Regions from separate parts of the Mus musculus genome. Here region 1 is linked to region 2. A link is a loop called in an ENCODE intact Hi-C map of the cell type or tissue named here. Cell type or tissue: left cerebral cortex. All regions are shown on one strand. Each heading gives the region's core, and the rest is flanking DNA. Links, peaks and the distances in the headings are about the cores only. Region 1 has its middle 22 kb from the start of Trmt9b. Region 2 holds the start of Gm39165 (a long non-coding RNA gene).

Evidence for each region. Hi-C counts contacts between places; a loop is a spot of excess contacts. Peaks named below come from ENCODE experiments on the same cell type or tissue, not always from the same donor. Only the 100,000 strongest peaks of a DNase experiment are listed, where the experiment ranks them.
Region 1: it touches region 2 in a loop (16-fold over the local background); 8 of 42 quality-filtered maps call a loop at or near these places.

The regions. Positions count from the first base shown.
Region 1 is chr8:36,427,912-36,443,273 of GRCm38, forward strand. No RefSeq gene overlaps it. Among named protein-coding and RNA genes, the nearest start is that of Trmt9b, 22 kb to the right of the region's middle. In left cerebral cortex, for the core only: a CTCF peak has its summit at 9,580 (motif pointing left); a DNase peak (open chromatin) is centred at 9,591.
Region 2 is chr8:36,195,409-36,210,770 of GRCm38, forward strand. Gm35520 (a long non-coding RNA gene) reads left to right here. Exons shown (of 4, transcript XR_870363.2): 3 at 1-549; 4 at 6,692-7,439. It overlaps Gm39165 (a long non-coding RNA gene), which reads left to right and starts at 13,242. Exons shown (of 3, transcript XR_870369.3): 1 at 13,242-13,319. In left cerebral cortex, for the core only: no CTCF peak of the experiment used is centred there; a DNase peak (open chromatin) is centred at 9,756.

The DNA of each region.
Region 1 (15,362 bases), core at 8,256-10,755, 230 kb after region 2:
CTTGGTGGACCAGCAAGCAGAAAGCTCAAACAGGAGGTATCATTCCTTGTAGCAACCTACTTCTTGCAAGTAGATTCTACCTGCTAGATCCAACCTATGGGAGCATGACCTCTTTGGGGTCACATATTAGAAATCTTGCATATCAGACATGTTGATAGCATTCCACACATACCTGACTTGGCACTATTGGCCATGGAACCATCTGGAGATGGTACCAGTGAGTAGCGGTGGGGAAAGAGACAAAATGGATATCCCCAAAAATGCTTGGATGAGTGAAACTAGAACTACGAAGAAGTTCATGAACTGCACCTATGCATTTGGGAATTATAACAGTGGGTTGGATTTCCTCTTAGATGAATAAGAGAAAGGTATAGGACTGAGGGATGATGAGCAAGCAAATTCATCAAAACAATAACCAGCTAAAGTCATGTGCTGTCAGGCCAAGAGACTGTTGTGGTCAATTTTAAGTCACTATCATCACGGTCCCCCCCCCAACATCCTTACAGGTAGAAGGAACTTAACAGAGGGTCTCTAAGAACACACGTGGCTAAACATGATGACTAAAGAGTCATTGCAGAGCAAGAATGGGTGGAGCTTTGTTCTCTCCCAGCTAGTGAGAATGGAGTAGATCAGGACTTTCCCACAGAGAACTGGTGCAAATAATATATTGAACAACACACACACACATGAGTACAAATATAAACACATGCACACACACATGAACACACATCCATTCACATGTGCACATACATATACACACATACACGAACATAAACATAAATATGTGCAGACACACATGCATGCACATACATATACATGTGCACACACATATACACATGCACACTCACACACACTGAGGCACACTCTCACACATGTTCCAAGTGCATGAATGGCTACTTGCATGACCTTGACCCAATTGACTTGATTTCTAGATCTCTATTTTCTCAGTCACATCATATTGATAACAGTAGAAGCACTACTTTTACTTCATGAATTCTAGGAGTTCTAAATGGCAGAGAGGAGAGCACACTCCTGCACTCTCACACAGACCACAAAGTATCCTTCCTTCTGCCCTGGCTCATATTTTTATGTCGATTTGCACAAACCCATTTGTTTTTCCAATTTCGTAGCTAAAAGAAGCCCAAGAGACACAGCTAAATGGCAGCTGGTGAAAAATCAACATTAAGTTGCTGGCAGTGATCTAGAAACAAAACTGAAAGTACATCTCTCTGAATTGATGTTGGAATTGCCATATCTTTCAACAAATTTAGTATCAAACATTGTAATGTGATTTCCAGGCAAGACAGTAAGTCTTGATGGGTTAGCTCCAGTACTGGCTGCTCTGTGTCTTTCTCTAAAAATCACCCTCTGTCTTCCTTTGCTACCAACCCCACCTTCAAAACACTCATTTTCTTCTCTAGTGCTCCCAGCTCGATACTACTCTAAAATATTTATTATTTTAAAAATTGATAAGATTGCATTCATGGGAGTGGGTTTATACTCTTCACACTGTAGATGACGATCAGGTCCTAAGATTAATAAACAAAGGTAAAATGTTCTGTGGTCAAAAGGACCATTGTGGAGGGTGTGGGAAGGGGCTGCACTGGGCAGCTGTGACTGCAGAGCAGAGCAGAACCTCTCTGACTCCGGAGTAGATCACTGCCTCTTCCCTTAAGCACCAGATTAAGCAGCTGGCTTGCATTCAAGGACATATTGTAGCAAGAGCAATACATTTAAAACACTCATCTCACGCTGAGCACAGTCAAGGGCTCATTCTTTGAGCCACTTGGTCTTTAGCTCCTGCTTTGCCATTGCTTTGGGGCAGCTATTCATTGAGTAGAAGATCACTGGTGTGGTGTGGAATCGATATCTACCCATCTATCCATCCATCTACCCACCCATTCACCCCTCTATTAAGCTATACATATCTATCTATCTATCTATCTATCTATCTATCTATCTATCTATCATCTATCTATCTACCTACCTATCTATCCATGTATCATCCATCCATCTATCCACCTATCCATCCATCTACCCACCCACCCATCTATCCATCCATCTACCTATCCATCCATCCATCCATCCATCCATCCATCCACTCATCCATCCATCTGTGACAGAATGGTGTACTTCTAAAGAATTGTTCTTCACAAACAGATTAGAGAAAGTTGATTGAGAAACTTACTTGTCTTTTTCTAATTCCCTAGAAATGATATTAAATGTGTGTATGATATTAAATGTGTGTGTGTGTGTGTATAAATTGTAGATATTTTAAAGGCATTTCTACAGGAATTTCTTTTATATTGAAAAGTTATACATTCATTTAACTTAGTAATTTTAGTTCTTAATTCCAAATGAGACCTTCTCACAGACATAGTCAAAGAGGAAATCTGAACCCACGGAACAGTACATATTTTCAGCATAATTTGATGTAGCCAAAGTAGACAGAGGTAATCAATAAATCAATAAGTCACAGTGTTCCTCTATTATGTGTATTGGTTTACAAGGTCCTCCAGGACCTCAGGCTGAGTCTCCTAGACAGCGGGAGCACTTTCTCCCACTTCTTCATCCTTGAAATCAGAGCTGCAAGTGTTAGCACGGTGGTACCGAGACCTGCTCATCTCATTGCCATGCCGATGGTAACCTTCTTCCTGTGTGGTCACCATGGTCTTTCCTCTCTGTCCTGTCTCCTCAGAGCACCAGTATCAGATTAGTGCTCACCAAAAGGCCTCCAGTAAGCTTAATTGTCTCTTGAAAAGTCTTCTGTCCAGTCAAGAGATGGCCCAGTGGGTAAAGTGTTTGCCTCCTAAGCATGACTCTTTGGATCCCAAGAACGCACATAAACTCAAGCAGGCTTGATGGCAACCTAGAAGCTCGGGTCATGAGAGGCAGAGGCAGGACATCCCCAGCACAAACCTCAATGAGTGAACCCTGGATGAGAGCCGACCTCAGTAAGTAAAGTGGAGAGAAATGGAGAAAGACACTCACACCCACACACACACATACACATACACACACACACACAACATGTTAGCACACATACACATGTAAAGATAATACTAAACCAACATAAGGGCCTTATTCCAATCGTCCCTTCCTGAGATACTAGGGATTGTCACCTCAACATATGAATTTGGGGAAGACAATCCTGTTCACACCACTGTGGGATGTTATGTAAGAGTTAAGAAGAGGGCTGGAGAGATGGCTCAGTGGTTAACAGCACTGACTGCTCTTCCAGAGGTCATGAGTTCAAGTCCCAGCAACTACACAGTGACTCACAACCATGTGATCTGATGCCCTTGTCTCATGTACTTATATATAATAAATAAATAAATGAATGAATAAATAAATAAATCTTTTTTTTAAAAAAAGTTCAAAAGAAAGAAGATACATGTGCAGACATCATATACACGGTTCTCTAAGACATCAAGTTAAGTTTAAACAACTTCATCTGATCTGTTAAAAACGGAACACTCATTTATGAGATTTGAGAGACTGTCTCTGGGGCACTGTAGTCTGAACATGGCTTGTCACCTCTAAAGCTTTTCTTAGGCTCACCCACATTGTAAGGTGGCATGGTGGCCACAGTCGACCTGTGTCTGCTGCTGAATGCAGGGTTTTGGGGAGGGGATTAGATGAAGTGATCAGGTGAGGGCCCTGTGGAGCAAATGATGTGGAGTTTACAAGGAGACTGGAATATTCACATACCTGTCCCCGTCTCTTGCTTTGTGATGTTCTGGGCCTTCTATATCAGGCATACCCTCTGATCTTACCCCTGTGAGCTGAAAGAAACTTCAGTTCTTTATAATGTGCCCAGTCTATGGTGTTGTGCTACTAGCAACAGCAAACAGACCTACACCATGGGCTAAGAGATAATGAAGGGCCTTTATTTTATTTATACTATTTAAACTTTCACATGGGAAGCTTTTCTGAGCTGGCTGTGAATCCCTTCCTGGAAAAAAATCCTGAAGCCAGAGCACTCTAATGCATCTCCTTGTCAAATTATGTTCAGAAACACACAAGGACAACCTTCTATTCCACCTTTGCTCAGTGCTTGGAGTGGCCCTCGTGGTTTGGTTCCTACATATGTGCAAACACAAACACATAGAGATGAGTGTGACCATTGTGAAATTTTTTTTTCCAAAGCAGAAAACTTCAAGAGTGAAAGTGGGCACTGGCTATAATCAAAACTGGGCAAATAGACAGGCAAGGACCATTTTAGCAAGCCGGGACACCTTGCCAATGCAGCTGCGTTGTTCCCTGCACAAATGGGTGTATACTGTCTATAGGGTTATATGGTTCTGCATGTCTGCTCCATCACAGGGCTTGGCCACTCAGGGAGATGGGACACAGGAAGTTGACCGTACTTACCCCACACTGTCGCCAGGCAGGTGTTGGGCATAGGGTAGCCCCAGGACACCGTTGCAGGGGAGGGAGCACAGTCTGAGGCTCAGGACAGCCAGAACTGTTTCAAGAGTCCCCGGGCCTGCAAGGAGGGCAGAGCCATCTGGTTCTTAGGCTCTTGGACACTCACGTGCCATGGGAGCCAGGAAGAGCTGAGAACAGAGTTGGGGTCTGCGGGCTGGATCTAGCCCGGGGCTGAAGGGGAAAAGAGGGGGCTCCTGCTGGTCCTTCAAGGAGAGTCCTTGATGGCAGTCGCTTGGGCTTGGTGGTCAGCGTGGCTGGGAGCACAGAGAGGCCTTTATGGAAGATTAGACCACGAAGGCCTTCTCCATGGCTCCCCATGGCAGATCCTGATGAAAAGAGGTTTTAAGGCATCTATTGTCATGGCGGAAAGTGGATGAGTGAAACCATACCCCACTTCTCAGGGTGGGCCTGAGGTTAAATACCTTTTGCAGGGAGCAGTGTCCGGGAAGGAAAGCTTATTGGATAAGCCCTCCAGGCTTCTAGGTACCTCATTAAAATGGAGATCAGTCTTGAGTGTATGTGACCACAGGTCATTTCCTCTACCTGTAGAGGGTTTTGGGGCATTGCTCTTATGTGACTGATGGCCACAAATCTATGGAGAGCTGCAGCTAGTGACAGGGATGTGGTGCCCGGGGAACACACAAACTGCCTACCGTCCTTTTAAAGTCTCCAGGGTTTTGAGCCTTAGCTTAACCAGGAACAAGGCTACCTTTCGCCGTCCTGCAACTATCCACACAACCCTCCCGATCAGATCTGGTGGGTCTCCCTCGCTTTGCCCTTCCTATAGGATAGCTGCACTATAATGCACTTAAACAATCCATCTTATACAAGAATGACCTTTCAAAGATATTAGAAAATGATTTTTTATTTTCATTGAAATGAAGCTTGTACATTGTAGAAGACGGGGAGGGGGGGGTGTCTAGAAAAACAAATCAAAACCAAACTAAACCCAAAATCCAAACCACTGAGCATCTTCCACATTTTAAAGCTGGAGGCTTTGCAGCTGTTTCTATCCCCTAACGCAATCACTTCTACCAGCTCCTACTTTCTCAGTGCTGCTGGCCGTTAATTTCAGAACTTAAAATAACATGTCCACGTATTGATTTGCCGGGCTGAAAAATTGAATGTCTACATGAGAGAAGAGGAATTAAATGCATTTAGACCAGCTTCCACAAGCCCTTGCTGCATTCATTCGAAACTGTATTCCATGGAAACATCAACATGATTATAGAGAAAAAAACCCACTGGTACAGGAGAGATCACAGATTCCCAGAGCTGAGGGGCTAGCTAGCTTTACTTAGACATTTTGCATGAACTAAATTCTCACTGGAAAAAAAGAAAAGAAAAGAAAAGAAAAGGAAAGGAAAGGAAAGGAAAGGAAAGGAAAGGAAAGGAAAGGAAAGGAAAGGAAAGGAAAGGAAAGGAAAGGGAAGAAAAGAAAAGAAAAGAAAAGAAAAGAAAAGAAAAGAAAAGAAAAGAAAAGAAAAGAAGAAAAGAAAAGAAAAGAGAAAAAAGAAAAAGAAAAAGAAAACCCAGGCAGGTAGAATTTTTGGACTTGGGGGTTTTCCGTGGCGAGGTTCCCCTTTCTGTGGTCACTCCTCACTGCCGCTGATGGAGCCAAGCTTTCACCCTCCTCAAAAGCCAGGCCACCCTTTCTGAGGCGTTCCAACCTGGATTGGCTGGTCGCAAACATGATTTTCTCTTAATTATTGTTATTGTATCAGCTAGGGCCTTTCTTTACCTTTCTGTACCATCTTCTTCGGTCACAGAGAATATGAAGAAATAGGATAAGATGTCCTGTAAGTCCTTTATGTTGTCCTTACCAGTGTTCACCTGGGAGAGCGACCTGATTTTGTAGATCTGCTCCTAATGAACTGAAAACTCCAAATCCTACTGAATGGTCCCCTCTCGCCAGGAGATGACTCTTGCCTAGTAAAAGAACCTCCCTCTTGGTGAGGAAAGATCTTTAGCCCTATGCCTATTGCTGTGATTAGATTTACAAATGAATGATTGCATCAAAGGGATTACAAATCTTTTCAATTCTCTTGACTTAATCTCATCTATGAACTTAATAGACATCTCAGTCAGAGGATTCAACCAGGGCCACTATGTCATTTGCTAATGAAAAAATTGCATCAGAATAGCAAGAAGGCTGGGACGGAGCTGTGAGCAGAAGGCTCCCAAAGCAGCAGCAGAAGACAGCCCCCTTACATGTCCCTCTTAAAGGAAGGAAGTGGGGAAGAACAGGAGATGGGGGAAGAAGGACATCGCTGAGTCCTGAATCCAGGAAGTTGCTTGGCCTTGTAATGAGGGATAAATACAATTATAGCCAAGTGATGCTGGTCCACTCTTTAGTGTGGACTGTAATGTGTCCTATGCCATTGCTTTTGTCTCTTGGCTATTTAAAGTCCCTAGATGCTAGTGTTTGCACCCCGCTGGAGTTAAGTTTGTTTGTAGATCACCTTGACTGGGCTGAGAGTTTTCTTGCTAATGGTCAAACTGTGCCCCCCAGAGCTAAGACCTGTGGCCCCAGAGAGGAGCATTTTAATTCAGATAAGCTGCTGTTTAGGTAGCCAGAGAGACTGCCTTGATTAGAATGTAGTATGTATACTCTGAAGACAGCTTTCTCCTGAGAAGGCATAGAGAACTTTAGAGCTGTGTGGCCTGTGGATTCTTTTACAAAGACTCACAGTTTGCTTCGTCAGACACTAAAGCCTAAACGTGGACTCTCATCTCAAAGAATGACAGAAACCCTTCCGGGGGCTCCAGCATCCACATGTGCAGAGTACTCAGTTTCTTCTTTTTAAAAAAGCACGTGTGCGTGTTCATGTTTGTGTAGCTATACATGTGTGTTCAGGTACATGTGTGTACTGTGCAGATGCACATCTTTTGAAGCGTTCTCCCCCCCCCCCCCATTGAACTTGAAGCTGAGAGTTTTCTTGCTAATGGTCAATCTTTAGGCTAGCTTGGCTGGTTAGTGAGGTCCAGGGACCCTCCTGTCTCTGCCTTCCCAGTGCTGGGATTGCAGGCATGTACCACCAGGTCTGGTATTTTGGGATAGGTTCTGGATACTCCACTCAGGCCCTCCTACTTGCAAGGCAAACGCTTTACTGCCTGAACTATTCTCTCAGCTTCTTAATTTCTTCATTGGGTATTTAAGTACCTAATGAGGATTTTTCTCCACTACAGAGAAGGGCGTTATGATGAGCATCAAGGAACCTGGGAAACCAAACAAGGCAGAAGTCTGGGGAGGGAGGGGGAGAGAGAGAGAGAGAGAGAGAGAGCGAGCTCCGATACATCACACGTCTAGGGTAATTGCTGGTGGACAGAGAGATGTTCATGATGACAACTGAATGTGACTTGAAAATTTCTTCTTGGAGCCATACTCTATAGCTGGAGCTTTAGAGTGTCACCCCAGTACTTGGTTGTTAAAGGCATCTCTCCCAGATGGGAGGGCACAGGGAGAAGATGGAGCAGCAAGGTTAATTTGTAAATGCATTCCAGTGTCTGGTGCCTTGTGCCAAGCCCTGCCAAGCCCTGCCAAGCCCTGCCAAGCTCTTGAATCAACAGTTAAGTGCCATCTCTGCTGGCAGGGAAGTGGTGCATGTGTCATAAATTAAAAGCGGAGGGATAAGGACCCGACAGAAGGGTTGGATGCTGTGGCTGAATCGCTCCAGTGATTCTGCTTCCATTCCATGGTCTTAAACAGATGAGACAAACGCATCTCCGCCTGCATCTCACTCGACAGAGGCCTCACTCTGAAATTCCTGGAACCATACACTAATAGACTTAAGAATCTCACTGCTGTCAGGTTGGAAGGCTCCTGGAACATTGAATTTAAGCTAGAACATTAAATTCAAGTCCCTTCGGTCCTCTAGCTATTAGATGGGAACTGATTATGAAAAGGAAGAGAAATATATATCATCTTTTAAAGTCTTCCCATGTGCATATTCCCTTCGCTTCAGCTCCCACGGTGACCAGCATATAAGAAATAAAAGCCCGTGTATGAGGTTTTATGGACTCATTCAAACTGAGTAGGGAGAGAACAGAGTAGTGGAATGGGGAGACCCTTTCCTTGGGAAGGACCTCAGACTCCGACTGTGAACAGTCTGCTTTCCATGTTTGTCTTTAACACACACACACAGACACACACAAATATATATATATATAAAACGGGCTGGAGAGATGGCTCGTGGTTAAATGTTCTGCCTGGTCTTCCAGAGGGTCCAGAATGGATTCCCACCAGTCACATAGCAGCTCACTGCCCTCTGTAACTCCAGATCCAGGGGATCCAATGCCCCTCTGACTTCTGAGGACACCAGGCATGCGTGTGACATGCAGACATACATTTGAACAAAGCACTCATACACATAAAAATAAAACTAAATGAATCTCTTTTATAAAAAGATGTATTTTATTGATATGAGTGCAGTGCCACTGTCTTCAGACACACACCAGAAGAGGGCATCAGATCCCATTACAGATGGTTGTGAGCCACCATGTGGTTGCCGGGAATTGAACTCAGGACCTCTGGAATAGCAGTCAATGCTCTTAACCACTGAGTCACCTCTCCAGCCCCTAAACAAATCTTTAGAATGTAAAAGCTTAAGTCACAAGAATTGCTACCTGAAGGGGAGGTCCCTAGGCATTACTGGGTATCACACACATCACAAATGACATCATCTCTAATCATCGAAACAACCACGGAGAAGAATGGTTTCATAGACTTGTTACAGGATAGAAGTGAACCAGCTTGTCCTCTCAAACCAATCCGATGTTACCCAGAGACTAAATTCTGAATGCCTATGAGCCTGATGTTTGCCGACTTCCATTGGGAAGAAGTGAAGTGTATACTGGGAACGCCTGGATAGGTAGCTCTGCTTAGGGAAGGCAGAGACAAACGGGACAGGAACAGAGATAAAAAAATAAATAAAAAGCCGTGCGTAGCATCATCTCAGCAAAGAAAAAGAAATCAGAGGTTCAGCCCACAGAATAGACCCCCAAAGGGAAAAGAAACACTTATAAGGAGCTGAAGAGATGGCTCAGCAGTTAAAAGAACTGACTTTTCCACAGGATAGGGTGCAATTCTCAGTACTCTAACGAGAGTTTGCAACTGCCTATAACTCCAGTTGCAGGGGATCTGTCGCCCTCTTCTGGTATCCCTGGGTATTGCATGCGTGGGATACACAGACATACACGCAGATAAAACACCCAAATAGGAAGGCAAGGTTAGAGCACAAGGCTGAACAAGGAGGCCGGGTTTGTAGTATACAGCTGGATGAAGGGGACAGGTTTAGCTAATCCCAGTAGGAGCAGTTTCTGTAGGGGAACAGTCTTCAGGCCACAAACATCAGGGAAGGGATTAGGCTATGGTGAACATTTTTTTTTTCACACAGTATCAACACTCACATAAAAGAAAAATAAACAAATCTTTACAAAAATGTTTATTGGATTTAAAACATAACACACTTGCCAAATGTTTGTGCCATAAACCATCTTGATCCACCCACTCACTCCCAGAAAAACCTTAGTTCAATAAAATTCATAATGGATTAGCTTTATGAAAAGGGGCTCTCAGTTCAAAGGGGGGCTTCTAGCTGTCAAGGCCAGAGATTTGAGGGGCTTGAATTTTTGGATTCTGTAGAAGTGAGGATCTTAGAGTCTCAGAGTTTAGGAACATGCATAAGACAGCCAATGATAGGATTATACCTTCTTCCTGACAGCACTGAGCTCAATAGAGTTCACACATCCAAGAAATAAACAAGAAGAGAAAGAATAACTACAGGCAGCATGAGCTATTAACAGCAATACAAGAGCTGTTACCAAAGCAAGACCCTCATCGAGCGGGGGATACATGGGGGAAAATGTATTTTTAAGGAATCTATATATGCCCACAGGACAATAGGCACATTCCTGAGTGTGCTTGACTTCACATATACACAACTGAGTGTGCTCAGCTTAAGGTCTTTAAGAAGGAAAGACAGCCTAACAGATCGCTTGACATGCTCAGCTCGCTGGGTAGATGACAGTCTGACATACTTCTGGGCCCACTGAGCTTCTTTCCCCATAAAGGTTTTAGCTATGTGTCTTAGTCAGGGTTTCTACTACTGGACAAAACATCATGACCAAGAAGCAGTTGTGGAGGAAAGGGTTTATTCAGCTTACACTTCCATATTGCTGTTCATCACTAAGGAAGTCAGAACTGGAACTCAAGCAGGTCAGGGAGCAGGAGCTGATGCAGAAGCCATGGAGGGATGTTACTTACTGGCTTGCTTCCTCTGGCTTGCTCAGCCTGCTCTCTTATAGAACCAAGACTACCAGCCCAGAGATGGTCCCACCCACAAGGGGCCTTTCCCCCTTGATCACTAATTGAAAAAATACCCCACAGCTGGATCTCATGGAGGCACTTCCCCAACTGAAGCTCCTTTCTCTGTGATAACCCCAGCCTGTGTCAAGTTGACACATAAAACCAGCCAGTACACTATGGCTTTAGAAAAGGATGCTTTGAGAGTGGACTAATATATGAGTTTCTTCTTAAGGAAGCCCACGTCAGCTGATAACACAGCTGGTCCACAATGGAGCTGTTCTAGTCTTTTCCCACAATCACTCATCTTGGACTGGTCCTTTCTTACACCCCTCACCGAATGATTCTTCATGCTGTGGCCTCTTTTGCTGCCATCAGTCATAAACCCGACGTCCTCAGTCACTTGCTGGTGTTTTTCTTGACTCTTTATCCCGAGGGCTTTTGCTACCTGAGTTGTCTAGGGTGGTGAGAAAATGAAGAGAAGACTGACAGATGGGCGCACATACGAAAAGCTGGGATCAAGTGATCTGAGCTCTGAAGATGGAGAGCCCTCAACACATTGGAAGTTCAGCAGTGTTTATTATAGAGAGTTGAACAGGGAGGCGGGGGTATCATCTACAGCTGGACAAGGATGTAGGCTTATTACCTAAGGAGGCAGGGTTTGGGGTGTACAGCTGGGTCAGGAGGACAGGTTTAGCTTATCGCAGTCTGTAGAGAAACAGTCTTTACAATACAAACAGCAGGGGTGGAGGTAGGAGACCATATGGACATTCTCTTCACACCCTCAACACAAACTCCGTCCCCTGAGGGAGCCTCTGCTCTGGGACCCTTGACATGACCGTTGCCATATCAACAGCACGATGCACTGATGTCACAACTCAGTCTTCCTCTGCTCCCCACAGGTCTGATGTCTCAATTTGACGATGCCTACATCACTGCCTGGGGCTCTTGGAATCATCTCCCTATTTCAAATCTACAGGCATTAGTTTTGTTCCCTCCCGCCCCCATCCCCTTCTTTCTCTTTCCCACTGTAGAAGGTAAGGGGATGGTGAGACGTGGTCAGATTCAGGGTACAGTGAGAGTGAGAAGAGTCAGAGGTGAGTGCCCTTTCATTCCCTCCCCTCCCTGTCCCTCCCCCCTTCTCCTCTCCCTTCTACTCCCTTTCCCTCCCCTTGCTTCTCCCCCCTCCTCTCCCCTCCGCTCTTTCCCCTCTTCTCTACTTCCCTACGGATAGTCTCATCTGTGCTCTCTGTATTTACTTGGCTTTTCTTCGCAGCACATATAAGATATGGAATGCGGCTTATCTGTTTAAATGTTGATCATCTTATTTAAAAATAAGCTTTACAGCTTGGTTTCATTATACTTAGGACCAAGAACAACAGTGTTTGGCACAGGCGCTCGATCTATATTTGTCAATAATCTGGCTACTCAGTCCAGCAAGGTGATTCAAAATGACTGCTAAAAAAAAAAAAAATGTCGGTACCAGCAGTAGAGGAAATATAGCTGGGTTCCACAGTTCCCTGTTCTCAATCCTGACCTCCAAAAGCTCTGCTAAGTCATAGGTTAATAACTCACCAGCTTCCCCACCCCCGATATTTTGCTTGGCAAGTAACTCTTAAATTCATCTCAATGCAGTATGAATACATTCCAAATTTGAGTAACTTTGTTTTGGCTAATTTATTTTTTTACTTAAAATAAAAAAAAACAGTGTATGAAAATTCTTGGTATTCAAAGTTGTGTGTTTTGTAGATATTTTCTTTAAAATAGGTTTAAAAAAATAGCTCATTTTCCAATGGGAAAACTGACAGTTTTATTTGCTGATGGTAAAATTCAAGCTTAAAAGTGAAACGTAAGTTTCTGCATTTTCTGATGTCATCGGTGACTGTTGTCGAGTGTGGGTGGGGTCTTGAGTCTGTTTAACAGTTCTGCTCATGCATGGAAGATCACCATAGCTCAGTGAGCAGCCTCATGCCAAAGATCCAGTGTGTCATGTTACCAAATAAGTGGATTCACTCTTGGAATCCTGTACTCAGACTGAGGCAGAAGGATTGCGAGATTGGGACCAGTCTGGGCTGGCTGCCAAATTTTACTGATAAATTTTCAGATTTGACGTTTTATTGAATCTCTGGGAGATTATTGTTCCTTCCAAGTGCCAGCATATATGTATATGTGTGCAGTGTGGTATATGCAGTGTCTAGAGGGAGTGGGGAGGCTAGGACAGAGAAAGTACCCAGGGAGCTGAAGGGGACTGAAGCCCCATAGGAGGAACATTAATATGAACTAACCAGTACCCCCAGAGCTCCTTGGAACTAAACCTCCAATCAAAGAAAACACATGGTGGAACTTGTGTCTCTAGCTGCATATGTAACAGAGGATGGCCTAGTCGGTCATCAATGGGATGAGAGGCCCTTGATCCTGTGAAGGCTTGATGCCCCAGTATAGGGGAATGTCAGGGCCAGGAATGGGAGTGGGAGGGCTGGGGAGCAGGGGGAGAGGGGGATAGGGGATTTTCAGAGGGGAAACCAGGAAAGGGGATAACATTTGAAATGTAAATAAAGAAAATACCTAATTAAAAAAAATTCCCTATCAAATTTGCTTCTAGAAGCAGAGAATAGTAGGGTCAGAATGAATTGTAAATATTTACATTTTTCTGTGTCTCTTTCTTGGTGTTTGAAATTACAAAATAATAATAATAATAATAATAATAATAATAATAAGCTCAAAAGCATCATTTTCCTTATAGGAAAATGATGTCATTTGGACCCTAATATATTTTTATATTTTGGGAAATGATTTGACGTTATCTGTAATAACTAAGGGGAGCATATTCTTTTTCGGTTGGTAGGCTGGCTTCCTGTTTGCTCCTGTGTCGCACAGAGGCTTACTATGTGGCACATACAGAAGCGCACTGCGTTACCTTCTGACTCCTCTGCTTCCTAGCTCCTCCTCCCAAATGCTGGGATTAAAGATGTACGCCCCATACTTGCTGATGCTGATCATTGGTAGTACATAGGAACATTTTCCCAAGTCAGACTGTGTTTGCCCATTGAGTGTTGGCCATATTCTCAGTGTGCAACTGCATGTCATACTTACCGTTGTACCTTTTCCCATGATCCATATTTCTTGGTTGTGTAATCACAGAATCTGTTTTATCTTTTTCTTTTCTTTTCTCTTCTCTTTTCTTTTCTTTTCTTTTCTTTTCTTTCCTTTTCTTTTCTCTTCTTTTCTTTTTTATAGTGCTGATTAGTGATGAGCTTTGGCACCACCAATTGCCAGCTCCCTAATTTCTCCCCCGAAGTAATTATATCTCGTTTTCCCACCTACGCGCAAGCATGAATTTGTGACTAATTTGAAAATCATGAGGGAAAAGACTCTTAAAAGCCTGTCTTTTCCTGAAATAACGCAGTGGCCTTGATTTATAGCAGCTGAATTGTTTCCATCCCTTCTGTAAATACATCAGTTCGACAGAAATAGCTCAGGCCAGCTGTACCTCTGCCTGCTCCAGAGCACCAAGGGCCTTGGGTAACCGAGACTCACACAGGTGTGAAGCTTCAGTAGAAGAGTGTAGGTCGTGTTCAAGGACACATTTCCCATCGTTCTCAAATACTTAGGGGACTCTGATGAGCACCCAACCTACATTAAAAAGTAAGTAAGTCACACCTCTTCATCATCAGGCACAGCAGTTGACCCACTCATTCCACGATGGTTCAGAGAACCTGTCGTAAGCCAGGTTATGCTGTAGACATCACAAGGAACTAAAAGGATGATTGTAACATGATCCCTCACACAAAGAATGTTCTAACCTTTAAAAAAAAAATAAATGCACTCCAGTCCTTCATTGAATAATTACTATTGAGTGCTACTAAGTGCTAGGAATCCAATGGTGGCCAAGACTCAGCTATGGAAGTATAAAAGGAGACTAGAGCTCCACTGTAGTCCAGAGGGGAACGGGTTCATTTTATGTATAAGAAACAGGGCTTCCTATAAGCGACATTTGTGCTCTGACACCCCTGTGTCTTAGTGGGTAAAGATGTTGTCTTAGTCAGGGTTTCTATTCCTGCACAAAACATCATGACCAAGAAGCAAGTTGGGGAGGAAAGGGTTTATTCGTCTTACACTTCCACATTGCTGTTCATCACCAAAGGAAGTCAGGAATGGAACTCAAGCAGGTCAGGAAGCAGGAGCTGATGCAGAGGCCACGGAGGGATGTTCTTTACTGGCTTGCTTCCCCTGGCTTGCTCAGCTTGCTTTCTTATAGAAGTCAGGACTATCAGCCCAGGGATGGCACCACCCATAATGAGCCCTCCCACCCTTGATCAGTAATTGAGAAAATGCCTTCATGAGATCCAGTTGTGAGACATTTTCTCTGTAATAACTCCAGCTTGTGTCAAGTTGGCACACAAAATCCTCCAGTACAGATGTAGAAGGGTAGAGTTTCAGGACAAGAGACCTTAGGAATGTTGCAGTTTGCCAACCAATCTCTATGAAAATTGTCCAAAGGGTGGTGGTGTGGTTTCCTCGCTGCCCATCCCAATGTTCTGGGTTCTTGAATGAAACACACACACACACACACACACACACACACACACACACACACACAGCCTTATATTTTAATAAGCCTTAAACA
Region 2 (15,362 bases), core at 8,550-11,049:
AACGGGAGTGAGCCGTTCCAACTAGGATCCATGCTATTACTGTCTGAACTCTGCATGCTGACAGTTTTCAGAGAGCAGAAGCCCTGAATTTTACAAAGTGCCTATGAAATTCTTATTATTTTTTTAAAACCTTCTCCCTTCTCTCCTGTTGACTACTTGGGATTTTCCTGCATGTTACACATTGTTTCCCAAATCAAGGATTCCAGCAGAGTTATGATGTCACTCTTCATCACTCACCAGGCTAAGAAACAATCCAAAAATAAGAAAAACGAACAAATGAACGAAAGTCCTAAATTGGGTACTGCCAAGAGCTCAGCTGAATGAATCCTTGCTGGCGACAGATATATCCTTAGGAATGGTCTCTTGCAGATAATTGCTGAGAAGGCTTACGGTTTACTGACCTGCTGGGGTGCACGGAGAATTATTGACTCAGACCTAATTAAATTGTTGCCTGCTGCTTTTTTGAAATTCTGCCAGGGAATCCTTGCTGTCCTTAGCAGAGTCTTTCAGTTGGAGGCTGTGGCTGAACTGTACCAAGGGCGTTTTATGGTAAGTACTTGCCTGGGGTGGATCAAGGAGGGAGTGCATTAAGGACGTGCACGCAGAAATTTCAATGTGAGTTTTTTGTTGTTGTTGTTGTTGTTTTTATATTTTTGGTTTTTAATCTTTAAAATTTTTTTTTAGTATTTCTAGGTGTTTCTCCAATTTTTGGAATTATGAATTTGACTTAGTATAGCTTATGGGAATTTCTTTTTAAATAGGAGCTCCATTGACACTCCTCCTGGTTTCTTTTAACATATTACACCCAGGGACATTTTTAAACAATGTATTCTGCTGCAGAGATGTGAATACACAAGTCATCTGGGATAACGTCACACAAAAGGGTAAGCTTAGAGATGGCGACTGCTCTTCCAGAAGACTCAGGGTTAATTGCCAACAGCTCTGGCAGCTCACAATTATTTGCAATAAAATACACAATGGTATTTGTACAACTTACAAATTTTTTCTGGAGTCTATCCTCTCCTGTGTCTCAATCGAGAGTAGTTAAATTATGTATTATTGTTTCTTAGAAATGTGAAGACAGGATACAAAGGCCAGGTATTGCTCCTCGAGTGATCAGTAAACGATTTAAAAAAATAAAAAAAAACCCAAAAACCTGGAATATGCCCTGCCCAACCCAGTCTTCAAGTATTTTTTACATCACGCTGCCTGCCTATCAAACCATGGAATTTACAACTAGCGTGCAAAACAGAAAAAAAAAAATCTCATCTTCTCAAGGCCTTCATTGCAAGCATGCAGAATAATCATTTGCCCAAGACTGTCTCTTCTGGAGAAGACCCTCGGATTCCAATTATAATGTAAAAGCCCTCTCTGCCACCATAGGTCAGATAGAAATCCTAAGATTGCGTTAGCTACTTGAATCCTTGCTGGCGACAGATATATCTAACAGAACAACCTAGTACAGGAGGGATTAGTTTACAAGTAGTTCAGGGATACATTGCCATCATGGTAGAAAGGGCACCAGAAGGGAACACTTCCTTCCCAAGAGTAGCCTGGGGAAAGAAACTGGGGCAGAAGTGGGGCCAAGCTATAATGCTCAACGCTGCCACTGCCAACAGGGTAGCAACCAACCCATTTCTTCCTGCGCACAAGCTCTCCAAACAAGCTCTCCAAACAGTGTCAGCGGGGAGGGAAGGACTGTTGAAACACTAGAACCTGTGTTGAGACATTGCACATTCAAACCATAGTGAAAGCCTTGAAGAAGAACCCCACCCCCACCCCCAAGGAAGGTTGAGATCAACTTGAGAATTTAAAAAGAGTGTCACTTTCCTGTTAACCAAAAGCTGTGGGATTGCTATGGGGGAGGGGTAGATAAATGACATCCTCCAGTCAATGAGCTGCTGTCACAGTCTGAGGAGCCCACTTGGCAATGTCGCACCAAGCCTTATGGGAGTTTGCCCTGTCTCATTATTATTCTTATGTTTAGCAATTCAAGGATCATGCCTAGGAAACAGTGATGTCCTTTTACACACGTGGACTCTAGAAACAAAGAAAGTTTACAGTATTGCCCGTTGTAGTTCGGTACGGGGTTGCCTACAGTATTGTAGAAACAGCTTTCCTAAAAACTTGACAGAAGAGGCAGAGAGGAGCCTGTTGGGTATAGAGGATAGGTATCAAGTTCTGTGTGATGTCAACCCTGTGACATAGGAAGCCTGGTGTGGGGAGCAGGGTGTCCTGTGGAGACTAGGTGTGGGGAGGCCGCACAGTTTATGTTCATGTGAGCACACACTGTGATGTAACACATTCTCCTAAGCCTGCCTTTTCAGAATGAGTCTTTACCTTTAAGCAAGAGCTTAGAGACATGACTGTATTAGGAAGGATAACCTTTCCATGGTTGAGACTCCAACAACAAAGTACTGTGACAGAAGGGGGAGAAATGACATTTATTGTTTGTTAACAGAAGAAAATGCTATACAAACCCAAACAAGTTAGGAAAAAAAAAGAGAGAGTGCTTTGAAATTTATATATAAGAAATGGTAACTGAAATTTATTTTAAAAAATGGTAATTAACTGAAATAACCACTTATTATGATTTGAAAGCTGATGTTGAAATCCTTACAACCTCAACAGAAAAAATTATAGGAAATGGGAGATGAAAGACAATTGAAGTTTGGAACAAACCAAAGTAAGAAAATGGATACTCTGAGGGCATTTCTCAGCGAAAGAAAGGGGAGGGAGACATCTTACCTCCCTTCCTGACTTCCCTTGGGGGCATTTCCTGTATGTTAAGATGGCTGCTCTGCTTTTGGCTTTTGAGTGAAGCCCTGGGTCCTTCCCTTCTCAGGGACTCCTTGAGGCCCCTTCTATTTAGCAGACTCCCCTAGGGTCCGTTCACTTGAAGTGCTCTGTCTAGAGCTCAGTAGTGTCCTTACTACCCACCCCTCTAGCAGCAGCAGATCTGAGGCTCTCCTGATGTTTCTGTCTATTTGTGTGAGGTCACAATGCTGCAATCAACACCAAGTTAACTCCTTATTGGTGCCTGAATAATTCTAAGAAATTTACAGTGGAGCACAATCTCTGTATCAGCAAATATAAAAAAAGTTCCTTTTTCCAACAAGCAGAGCATAGGGAACGTTTCCCAGAGGTACATTTGCCGTTCTTAAGGCTGAGTAGAGGTTGCTTTGAGTGTTTTGTCTCTTTGTTCTTCATGTCTCTCTAAGCAATAGGCTGTTGCTCACACACACAAATAATATGGCTCAAGCATCTCCTATGAAATGGAGTTTATTTGTATATAAGCTACACATACCTTCCCATATGATCTATGTCTTTAAATTGATAGAAATATTAAGTAACCCAGCTATACTACTCCTGGGCTCGTACCCAGAAGATGCTCCAACATGTCATAAGGACACATGCTCCACTATGTTCATAACAGCCATATTTATAATAGCCAGGAGCTGGAAAGAACCCAGATTTCACTCAACCGAGGAAGGGATACAGAAAATGTGTTACATTTACACAGTGGAGTACTACTCTGCTATTAAAAATGATGGATTTATGAAATTCTTAGGCAAATGGATGGAACTAGAAAATATCATCCTGAGTGAGGTAACACAATCGCAAAAGAACACACATGATATGTTCTCACTGATAAAGGAATATTAGTTCCAAATACTCAAAATACAATTCACAGACCACATGATGCTCAAGAGGAAGGAAGACCAGAGAGTGAATGCTTCAGGCCTCCTTAGAAGGAGAACAAAATACAGGAGCAAATATGGAGATAAAGTGTGGAGCAGAGACTGAAGGAAAGGCCACTCGGAGACCGTCCCACCTGGGGATTCATCCCACATAGAGTTGCCAAACCCAGACTCTATTGTGGATGTCAAGAAGTGCATTCTGAAAGGAGCCTGATATGGCTGTCTCCTGAGAGGCCCTGCCAGAGCCTTACAAATATAGAGACAGATGTTAGCAGCCAACCATTGGACTGAGCACGGGGTTCTTAATAGAGGAGTTAGAGAAGGGACTGAAAGAGTTGAAGGGGTTTGCAACCCCATAGAAATAACAACATTATCAACCAACCACATACCCCAGAACTCCCATCAACAAAGGAGTACACATGGCTCCAGTTGCATGTGTAGCAGAGGATGGCCTTGTCATACATCAATGGAAGGAGAGGTGCGTGGTCCCATGAAGGCTCGATAGATGCCCCAGCTTAGGGGAATCAAGGGAGGGGAGGTGGGAGTGGGTGGGTGGGTGAAGGAACACCCTCATAGAAGCAGGGGGAGGGAGGATGTGGTAGGGTGTTTCCAGGAGGGAGGGAAACCAGGAAAGGGGATAATATTTGAAATGTAAATAAAGTATCCAATAAAAAAAGGAATATTAAATGTAGTGAGCAGGCTCTGTAATCCATATTTGGCTGAACTGTGGAAAGGGAGGGTCAACCATACTAGATGTTTGTTGCATAAATGAGTTTAGAGAGGCAACCGGGGCTTTAAAAATAGCCCTGGAAAGGATAGCTCACAGATTGCACCATGGCTACCACAGTCCCACTGTGCTTTGCAAAGCCAAAGGCTCAGAGAAGGTTGCGAGAGGACGACTTAAGTTTAAGTGAGCAGCTATCATGAGAACTAAGGAAGGAGAATATTGCGAACTCCCACTTGCTCAGGGATACAAGTGGACAAACTCTGAGAATAAATTACTGGAAGTATAACCATATAACCCTTATCAGTCTGAAGTCAGTACCTAGCCAATAGTATTTTTTTTTAAATAAAAAGAGATCATTTGGGCTGGAGAGATGGCTCAGCATCACTGACTGCTCTTCCAAAGGACCTGGGTTCAATCCCCATCACCACAGGCAGTTCAGAACTGTCTGCAATTCTTGTGCAGGGGAGATCTGCACCCTCACATGGACACACATGCAGGCAAAACACCGGTGCTTATAAGATAAAAACTGATAATAAATTATTTTGAAAAAAAGATAGAAAATGGTTGAAATTTGACTACTGACGGAGAGCTATGAAAGGTTCATTGTGACAAGTGACTCATTCCCCAGAGAGCCTGTGAAGATGGACACAAGCCATATCCAGCACGAGGTTGAGCGCTGGGTTTTTATTCAGACACTAACATCAATCATTATGCATTTTGGATCTTGGAACACTGTCATGGGTAGTTTGGATTTATCAATTGAGACATTTCATACAAATGAAAAATTGTGGCATATGGCTGGCTCTTCCTGCTGCAATTGTTTTTTTTTCCAATTTTCTATCAATTTAGCATGACTAAACTTCCAGTGAGCCGCATCTATCTAAAAACATGTCCAAATGAACAAAGGTTTACCACTAATGGGATTGGCTCACAGGGAGGGGGGAGGAATGAGAGGACTAAGTGCCTGGTGCTTTTTATGAATCTGTTGTTAGCCAAAGTAGCTGCTGATGTTTGAAGCTATGTTAAAAGAAACAATGTAACAAAGACAAACCATCAGTGCATCTGGTCCTGGAAAGCAGCTCAGTAGGAGAGTCACCTGGTCCTCCCTCGCATCCACAGGGCTAGTTTTTGTTTGTTTGTTTGCTTTTTAATTTAACAGAGAAGTGAGATTATTCTTTTCATTAATTATTCACTTTACATCCAGATCGCAGCCCCCTCTCCTGCCCCCCACAGCCCCTTCTCAGTGAAGGAGAAGAGGCCCTCCTCCTCTGTAACTAACCGATCCTGCCTCATCAAATCACTGCAGAATTAGGTACATCCCCTCCCACTGAGGCCAGACAAAGTGGCTCAGTTAGGGAAATGGGATCCGCAGGCATGCAGAAGTCAGGATAAGCCCCGGCTCCAGTTGTTGGGGGACCTGCATGAAGACTGAGCTGCACATCTGCTACATATGTGTGAGGGGGCCCAGGTCCAGCCCATGCTTGCTCTTTGGTTGGTGGTTCAGTTTCTGGGAGCCCCCAAGGGTCCAGCATAGTTGACTCTGTTGGTCTTCCTGTAAAGTCCCCCAATCCTTTCCTCAACTCCTCCACAAGACTCCCCCAGCTCCCTAATGTTTGGCTATGGGTCTCTGTTTCTGTTTGCATTAGCTTCTGGGTGGAGCCTCTCAGAGGACAGCTATTCTAGCCTCCCATCTGCAAGCATAACAGTATCATTTATCATGTCAGGGACTGGTTTTGGTCCATGGGATGGGTCTCAAGTTGGGCCAGTTATTTGTTGGCCATTCCCTCAGTCTCTGCTCCATCTTTGTCCCTGCATGTCACGTAAACAGGACACATTTTGAGTTAAAGGCTTTGTGGGTGGGTTGCTGTCCTTATTCTTCCAGTGGTCGTCTTACCTGGCTACAAGAAATGGCCACTTGAGGCTCGAGATCCTAGTTTTGTTGTTGTTGTTGTTGTTGTTGTTTTGTTTGTTTGTCATTGCATTTAAATTCCTTCTTTTCCTTCTTTTTTTTTCATTTAAGGCAAGAAAGGAAACTCAAGTGTAAATATGGAAAAGCAAATATTGTAGATTTGTTTATCTGTTTAGACAGTATCTCCATGAAGCCGGTACTACGTAGCTTAACATTCACTATGGAGCCAAAGTAGCCCTTGAACTCCCAGAGATCTTCCTACCTCTTTCTCCCAGGTGATGACATTAAATGTATAAGCCACCATACCCTGCATCTCCCTATTTCTTTCACTTTTTTTTTCTTTTTTTTCTATAGCTATACAGGAATGCAAGCTTGACTGAAAATTTTCTTCAGTATTTTAATCTGCAGTTGATCATCACGGCCAGTAGATGGTGCTTGTGTCCCTACAAGGAAAATTCTGGGCAGCATTAAATACGAGAAATTTTTAGAAATCTGGGAATTTAATGAATCTCCAACTGAACCCAGTAGAGAAATTAAGAATAGTTATTTCTTGAAACAATTTTATGACACCAGAAAAAATATCTCCACAAGTTCCTCTTTCTTCACAGGAAAACACAATGCCTGATGTCTGTCTAAACATCCCACATTTGAACTCTAAATTTATATTTAATATCATGGACATGTGGTTTCAGTAAGGACACTGTGGATGATGCCCAGCTCAGACACAGAACTTGGAGGCTTTGAGCTGGATCTAATCTGAAGGCTGGCTTTCAGAGTCCTGGAAGGTATATTGCAAACTGCTAAGGCAAGCAGACAGCCAATAATCCTACACAGCTGTTACTGACACCCACGAACCGCAACAGTGACCAGCACAGCAAGATGTCCCTACAGCTCATGGAACAACAGTGTGCATGTTCCTCAAAGATCTCAAAATAGATCTACTATATTATCCAGCTATACCACTCTTGGGTGTATACCCAAGGACTGTATGTTCTACTACAGCGAGTCTGCTACCTGCTCATTCATATTCATGGTTGCTCTATGTATAATGGCCAGTAAATGGAAGCAGCCAAGATGTCCATAATAAAATGTGGTCTATTTACATAATGGCATATTTCTCAGCTGTTAAGAAAAAAGAGGGAATTCTAAGCAAATGAACTGGAAACAATTCTTCTGAGTGCTGTCGTTTTAGACACAGAGACCTCCGGAACTTATGATTCCATGACATCACTTATGAAGTCTTGGTTCAGCCCCACCTTTCTTTCTTTCTCTTTTTATTAGATACTTTCTTTATTTACATTTCAAATATTATCCCCTTTCCTTGTTTCCCTCCGAAAACCCACCCTTCCACCCACTCCCACTTCCTGGTCCTAGCGTTCCCCTACACTGGAGAATCAAGCCTTCACAGGATCAAGGACATCTCCTCCCATTGATGACCAACAAGGCCATCCTCTGCTACATAAGCAGCTGGAGCCATGGGTCCCTCCATGTGTACTCTTTGGTTGGTTGTTTAGTCCCTGGGAGCTCTGGGGGGGGTATTGTTGTTCATATTGTTGTTCCTCTTATGGGGCTGCAAACACCTTCAGCTCCTTGGGTACTTTCTCTAGCTCCTCCATTGGGGACCCTGTACTCAATCCAATGGATAGCTGTGAGCATCTACCTCTGTATTTGTCAGGCACTGGCAGAGCCTCTCAGAAGACAGCTATATCAGGCTCCTGTCAGCAAGCACCTTTTAGCATCCACACTAGTGTCTGGGTTTGGTGACTGTATAGTGGATGGATCCCCAGGTGAGGCAGTCTCCGGATGGCCTTTCCTTCAGTCCCTACTCCACACTTTGTCTCTATATCTCTTCCCATGGGTGTTTTGCTCCCCCTTCTAAGAAGGACTGAAGCATCCACACTTTGGTCTTCCTTCTTCTTGTCAGTCCTACTTATAAACTTTCAAAGTTCCCACTGCTTTCTAGCTAGTATGTCAGCTCATGGAATTTTGATACCATTTCTGTAATACATCTATTTTCCTACAGAACTAAGTGTCTAAGAGATGGTGTTAGCAGCCGAATAGCTGTGTCAGTGTGGAACACAGAGTTGGTCCTAGCAAGTAGTTTGGAGAACCAAAGATCTAAACTTTAAAATGGGGCTAGCTCATTGGAAGGATCTGAGGTTTTTAACAAGTTTCCAATTCTAATCTTCAGCTATTGCCAAAAATAAGCTCCAGAGCTTGCATAAGAATCCCAATAAATTAACAACCAGATTGCATTAGCCTAATAAATGCATGGGCAACTTTTGACTTTACAGAACTTTGATTGCCCTGTAAAATCTGCTCATATGCCCCAGTACAGGGGAATGCCAGGGCCAAAAAGGGGGAGTGGGTGGGTAGGGGAGTGGGTGGGGGTGGGTATGGGGGACTTTTGGTTTAGCATTGGAAATGTAAATGAGCTAAATATCTAATAAAAAATGGAAAAAAAAGAAAAAATTCAGAGGTTGCCAATGGTGTAAGAATCAGGTGGACGGTGACTGTGGGGGCATTGCCTAACTCACTCCTGTGCGTGTGAGTTACCAGCATTTTTCAGATACTCTGACCTGGAGTAAGAAGGTAGGTTACCCGTGCATATGTCTCAGCTCGCAGCTCCTCTGAATAGACTTGTGGGAAGATCTCTGGGGTCAAATGCACGATGGTTCTCTGTCTATGGTGAAGCTTCATCCTGGGATCAACACTCTTCTTGTCTGGGCAACATCTGTACCAGAAAAATCCCCCAACTTCAGGTACACACTCTCAACTTCAACACACAGTCACAGTGCATCCCTCCAGTCTCACTGCATCCCTCCAGTTGCAAACAGAATCATTCCCCCATAGATTAAGTCTACAAATCCAAAGGTGTGCTCACTTGCTCTCTCTCTCTCTCTCTCTCTCTCTCTCTCTCTCTCTCTCTCTCTCTCTCCTCTCTCTCTCTCTCTCCTCTCTCTCTCTAGGGAATGATCCTTTGGAGTCTCTTTCAGCTTTTGGTAGCCCTATCATTCTTGGACTTGCAGAGTTCATCCCCTGCCTCTATGGTCACAGGGCTTGTTGTGTCTTTGCCTGCTCTTGCCTTTTGGTGGCCTCTCTTCTCTCCATGTATGCAATAACAATACTGTTAAGGACTCCTTTTTTCACTAGGACCTCATTTTAACTTAATTAGTTATACCCGGAAAGATCCCACTTCTGTATAGGTTTCCATTCTCAGATGCTCAGGATTAAGAGTGCAACATAGAAATTTTGCATTATAGACAGCTCAATCTATAGCAAGCTGCTTTAGTCAGCAAAGCCAGACACTAAAAATAGCCCAAATGCCCTTCAAGTAGAGAATGGATGAACAAATATGGTATCTTTACATAACAGGATATTACTCAGAAACAAGCAGATGAGTTACTGTTAAATACACCACCTTGGATGGATCTCAAGTGCTTAGTGTGGAAGAAATGGGAGGAGAGGGCTACACCCAGCAAGGGTTCTAATACTCACCAATACTTCCACACCCAGCAACGGTTCTACACTCACCAAAGATTCTATACTCAGCAACGGCTCCACACTTAGCAATGCTTCCACTCTCACCAGTGGCTCAGAGTTCTTCTATTTGTAGTAGCCTTCTGCATGAGGCATAGACATAGAAGCACAGGAAACATCAGTATTCCCAGGTATGGAAAGGATAGGGAAAAAATTCAAAAGAGACTGGGGGGGGGCGGCTGATGGAACATTATCATCAGCATCTTGACATTAAAGCTGGCTCTATGACTGTACATGTTTGTATACATCTAGAGAACCACACTGCAAAAGAATTGAATATATGCAACTCACACACCAGTAAGCTTGACCCACCCCTCCACAATGGTGTTAGAGAACGTGGATATTAATGGCTATGGGCTGAACATAGCTTGTTACCCCACCCCCCCAAAAAAACCTGTGTTGACATTGCATCCTCATCAGACAATGCAGAAGTGCAATCCGCAGGCCCATTTACGAGGTGCCTGAGGCTCTGCTCTCATCCGTGGGGGAGTCTGTTTATGTGACTGAAAAGTGGTGGTCCAATGGGTTATCTAGGGTGGGTCTGTTGTGGAAGCTTGTTTGGCTGCATCTCTCCTACACTCCCCATCTCCTGCCATGTGACGATGCCTTCTGACATAGCCCCTCAACCACAGGGCAGAGTAGGAGCCAAAATAAGTTTACCCAGGGGATAGAGAAATGGTTAAGTTGGGTAAGAGTCCTTGCTTGGCAATCCTGGGGACATGAGTCAGGATAGTCATGTGGACCCACGGAGCACATGCATGCACGCATGCAACACACACACACACACACACACGTACAAAGAAAAACAATAACAACTAAAGAATAGGCTTTATCTATACTGTGGTAGTGTATTATTAGCAGTAAACTGGAGAAGACATCCACATACAAGAAACACACATGCACACACTTCCCTCTCACACATAAACACTACCTTAAAATAAATCACCAACTTCAAGGTAAAAGCTAAAACTACCCAACTTTTAGAAGAAAACAGAAAACTCTTCGAAACCCTGGGAGAAAGCAAAATTTTCTTAGATGTGGTATGAAAAGCAGTCTATATAAGGAGAGGGAGTCAGAGACAGACAGAGAGGGAAATGAGACTTCACCAGAACTTTAAATATGTCCCCTTGACGAAGGAGTTCTCTGGGATATTTAAAGAATTCTCAGAAAACAAGTGACGTCCACGAGCAAGATTTGAGCAAGTATTTTAAAAAACAGATAAGCATAAAAAGATGCTCACGGTAAATAGTCACTGAGGAACTGGAGACTGCAGTCCAATAACAATGGTGAGAACACTTTAAAATAGCTAAAATAAAATGGGCAGAACAAGTGCTGGCAAGCACTCGGCACAGTCACTGGAAACAGACAAGCACTGCATTGCCAAAGGGAGTGCGGGCTGGCCAGTCTTATGTCAACTTGACACAGCTAGAGCCATCTGAAGGGAGGGAGCCTCAACTGAGAAAATGCCTCCATGAGATCCAGCTGTAAGGCATGTTCTTAATCAGTGATTGATGGGGAAGGGCCCAGCTCACTGTGGGTGGTACCATCCCTCTGGGCTGGTGGTCCTGGGTTCTATAAGAAAGCAGGCTGAGCAAGCCATGGAGAACAAGTCAGTAAGCAGGATTCCATGGCCTCTGCATCAGCTCCTGCCTCCAGGTTCCTGTTTGAGCTCCTGTCCTGACTTCTTTTGATGATAACAGTGATATGGGAGTATAAGCAAAATAAACCCTTTCCTCCCCAACTTGATTTTTGGTCATGGTGTTCCACGGAAGCTTTACAAATCCTAACTAAGACAGCGTGTAAATAGTATTGCCACTCTAGACAACTATTTGACAGGTTTTTACAAGGTTAAATATGCGTTTATTATATCATTGTTGTTGTTGTTGCTGTTGCTTATGTGTGTGAGGGAGAGAAAGGGAGACGGGGGGGGGGAGAAAGAGAGGGAGAGGGAGAGAGAGAGAGAGAGAGAGAGAGAGAGAGAGAGAGAGAGAGAGAGAGAGAGAGAGAGAGGAGGGGATGCATGTGTGCATGTGTCATGGCATGTTTGTGGAGGCCAGCAGACTTTTGGTTAATTTTTTTTTTTTTTTTTTTTTTTTTTATTTCTGGGACAGGGTTTCTCTTTGTAGCCCTGGCTGTCCTGGAACTCACTCCATAGACCAGGCTGGCCTTGAACTCAAAGATCTGCCTGACTCTGCTTCTTGAGTGCTGGGATTAAAGGCGTGCACCAACCACTCACCTAAGGGATAGCTTTTTAACCACCCTCCCCTGTGAATTCCAGGTACTAAACTCAGGTTGTCAGGTTTCTGCAGCAAGTATCTTTACCAGCTGAGCTATCTTGGTGACCCCAAAACATACATTGAATACACACTTCCCTTCCTCCCTCCGTTTCTCTCTCCCCGACTTCCCACACCTTCCTTGGAAGAGTCTGACTTTGCTTCTTTCAGTATCTGATTCGTGTAGCACTGCCTTACACTTAGGCTGAGTGAATTAAAGCTGAGGAAGCATCCACTGAGCTCCTCACAGTAACAACTTCGCAAGAGTGAAGAAGACAGTTCAAGTATACAGAGATCGTAGATTCCGCGCCCCCCCCCCGTGTAATTATTATATATGATGGTTCTGCTAGCGGTTTTGTTCTTGAATTTTGATCTCTGCCAAGTGACATTCCATAGAGATAAGAATACCCTCCTTGAAATTTGACTGAACAATACAAATCTAGTACCCGTTGAGGCCGTTTTCTCATCACTGGAATAAAACACTTGAGACAAATCCTCTTACAAGGAAGAAAGGTTTGCTTTCGCTCAAAGTTTTCAGTCCATAACCACTGGTCCTGTTGCTTTGTGGCCAGGCAATGTGACACCGCAGAAGGCCATAGGTGAGGGGAACTGGTTACTCCTGGCCAGTTGGGAAACAAAATGAGAGACAGGAACGGGCTGGATCCCACCTTCAAGAGCGGCATCTCAAGGCCCTTCTTCCCAGGAAGCCCCACCTCCGGAAGGCTCCACCCTCTGCCAATGGTGCCACAGGCAGGAGGCAGAGCTTTCGACCCCAGAGGCTTTGGGTGACGTTCCTGCTCTGAAGCCCGATCGATGAACACTATTGTACTGGAGAGAGTAGTTCATGTTGCATGAGAGCTGGGACATTTGATAGAAGAAATGGTGTTTTTATTTCAGCCTTAGAGGACAACTAGAACTTTACCATTTAAGGAAAACGGACATGGCTTAGAAGCCAAAAAAAAAAAAAAAAGTCAAGCAAAGTAAAGATCCTTCACCCTGCCTTAGGAGAACTGTTAAGCACTGTAGGCTGGGGTCAGAGAAGAGGAGGAGGAGGAGGAGGAGGAGGAGGAGGAGGAGGAGGAGGAGGAAGAGGAGGAAGAGGAGGAAGAGGAGGAAGAGGAGGAAGAGGAGGAAGAGGACTGCCTTCTGCCCTAGACAGGGGCAAACAAGTAGGTGATAGTCCTTGTTAATAAGAGGACAGAGATGGGGGAGGAGGTGCTTTCAGAATGATTCAGGGAAGAGGGAACCGTTGAGATAGTCAACGTCTCTTCTTCAAACACTTGATTGCGATCTCTCTAAAACAAAGCTAAAACCATGTTCTTCCTTGTGCATTTTTTTTAGGTTGAGTGTAGCTTATTATACATTGAAATGAGAATACATAGTTTTCAGCTTATTTTAAACCACATTTTAGAATAAAGTGGCATAAAATTACTTACTTGTACCTAGTAGAACAAATGATTGTAATTTGACTGTTAGCAGCATCATTTAAGAATATAAAAAATTAAGATAAAAAACATTTAATATACTTTTCTGACTTTTAACATATTTCTTTACTCTCCTTTCAAGAATATTGTGTGCATATGTCTTATATTTGAAAGTCCACTATTTTTCAAGATATATTTCATTGCAACAGGAGGTGTGTGTTATTTCCTAGGCAATAAAGCTTTAAAAGTACGAACATTTTCTTCTGGGTTGAGTTTCTTCTGGATTGAGTATACACATGAAAGTATAATTAGTGGTAATTTAAATCTGATCAAAATTCTATATATGCATTGTAGACTGTGATAATTTATTGAGAAGGTGTCTATTAATGAGATAAACTGCGTTTCCCCATCAGTCAGTCCACGTTTCCAATAACACAGGTAATGTATTATTAAAAGCCACAAGGTTTGCCCTTCAGGTATTTTATCACTGCAGCAAGAAAAGTAACAGAGCCAACGGGAAATGGAAAAACTGTAAACTTTCTGGGCTAGTGGGGACATCTTTAATCTAGGAAAGTAGATTAAGTTTGGTGACTTGACCCCACATGGTTTTAGTATATAGGATTTTTGGAGCACTCAACTGGGCCTTTCAGAAGATAAATTTATACCTTTAACTCCACGAGACTGTTGGATAGGAGGTTTGGACACCCCATTCAGTTCTGTGGGGGATCGAAGATGTGGCAAAGTTCTGGAAACAACTGTGTAAGTAAGTGGGAGGAATCTTTGCAAACATCCCCTCCCAGGCTCTGGGATGTGGCCATTTTGAATTCCTGAATTCCTGTCTTTCTTTTGCTTTCCCTTCTGAGTTCCAGGCCGCACAGCCGAGAACACGAAGAAGAAGCACAAGAGACCTTGATTTCTTTTTCTTCCCAGTTATTTGCGTTTATTTTTAGGCTGTAAACCAAGCAGACTCCCTTGTCCAATCATAAGGGGAAAGCGAACGGGTGAAGCACCCCTAAGACCTGCATTAGAGATTCATGTCTTACAGCTCTTCGTTATCTCTGGATCCCCGAAGGATAAACACGCTGAGAGTCTCCCAAGCTGTCTTCCCCCCTTACTTCCCGTCTCCGCTGCACGAAGACAATGACAAGTTCCAGGATGTATCCTATCTGTTCTGAAATATTCTTAGCTTTGACAACAACCTTTTAGCCTAGCAAACTGCTAGAAGCGCATATTCTTTATCTTCTGCAAGCCAGCACTGTTTCTCTTCCTCTTCTGATCAGTGTCACTTGGGTTTGAGATCTCAGGCTAATTGTCAGAATCCTTGATTCTCTTGGTCTCTTCTCTCTCGGTGGGAATGCTCTTGGTTTCTACTGCCTTGTACTTCTTGAGTTGCCTCCCCACCCCCACCCTGCCCCAAGTTTTCTGCTTTTCTTGGCTCCTTAATCTAATTACAGAGGATATGAGCCTAGGGTTCCAAATTCAGGTGTGAACAAAACACTGCCTTTTTTGGTTTTCACCTTAATCAAAATCAAATTCTGAATTAACACTCTGGTGGATCGTTGGGGGTGGGGAAAACCAACTCCTATCATTTTACAAAAGTCTTCCCCCCATCACAAAGTTTTATAAAATCATAGTTTCTTAAAAATCAAGTCTTTGGGGAAAAAGACAGAACTCAGTGGTAGAGCGTATATTTTAGCCTATAAAGCCCTAGGGTCAGTCCTGAGCACTTAAAACCCACCCATCGAGTCTTTGGTACTTACCTCTTTCCTGGTTGGTGTTATAGACCAG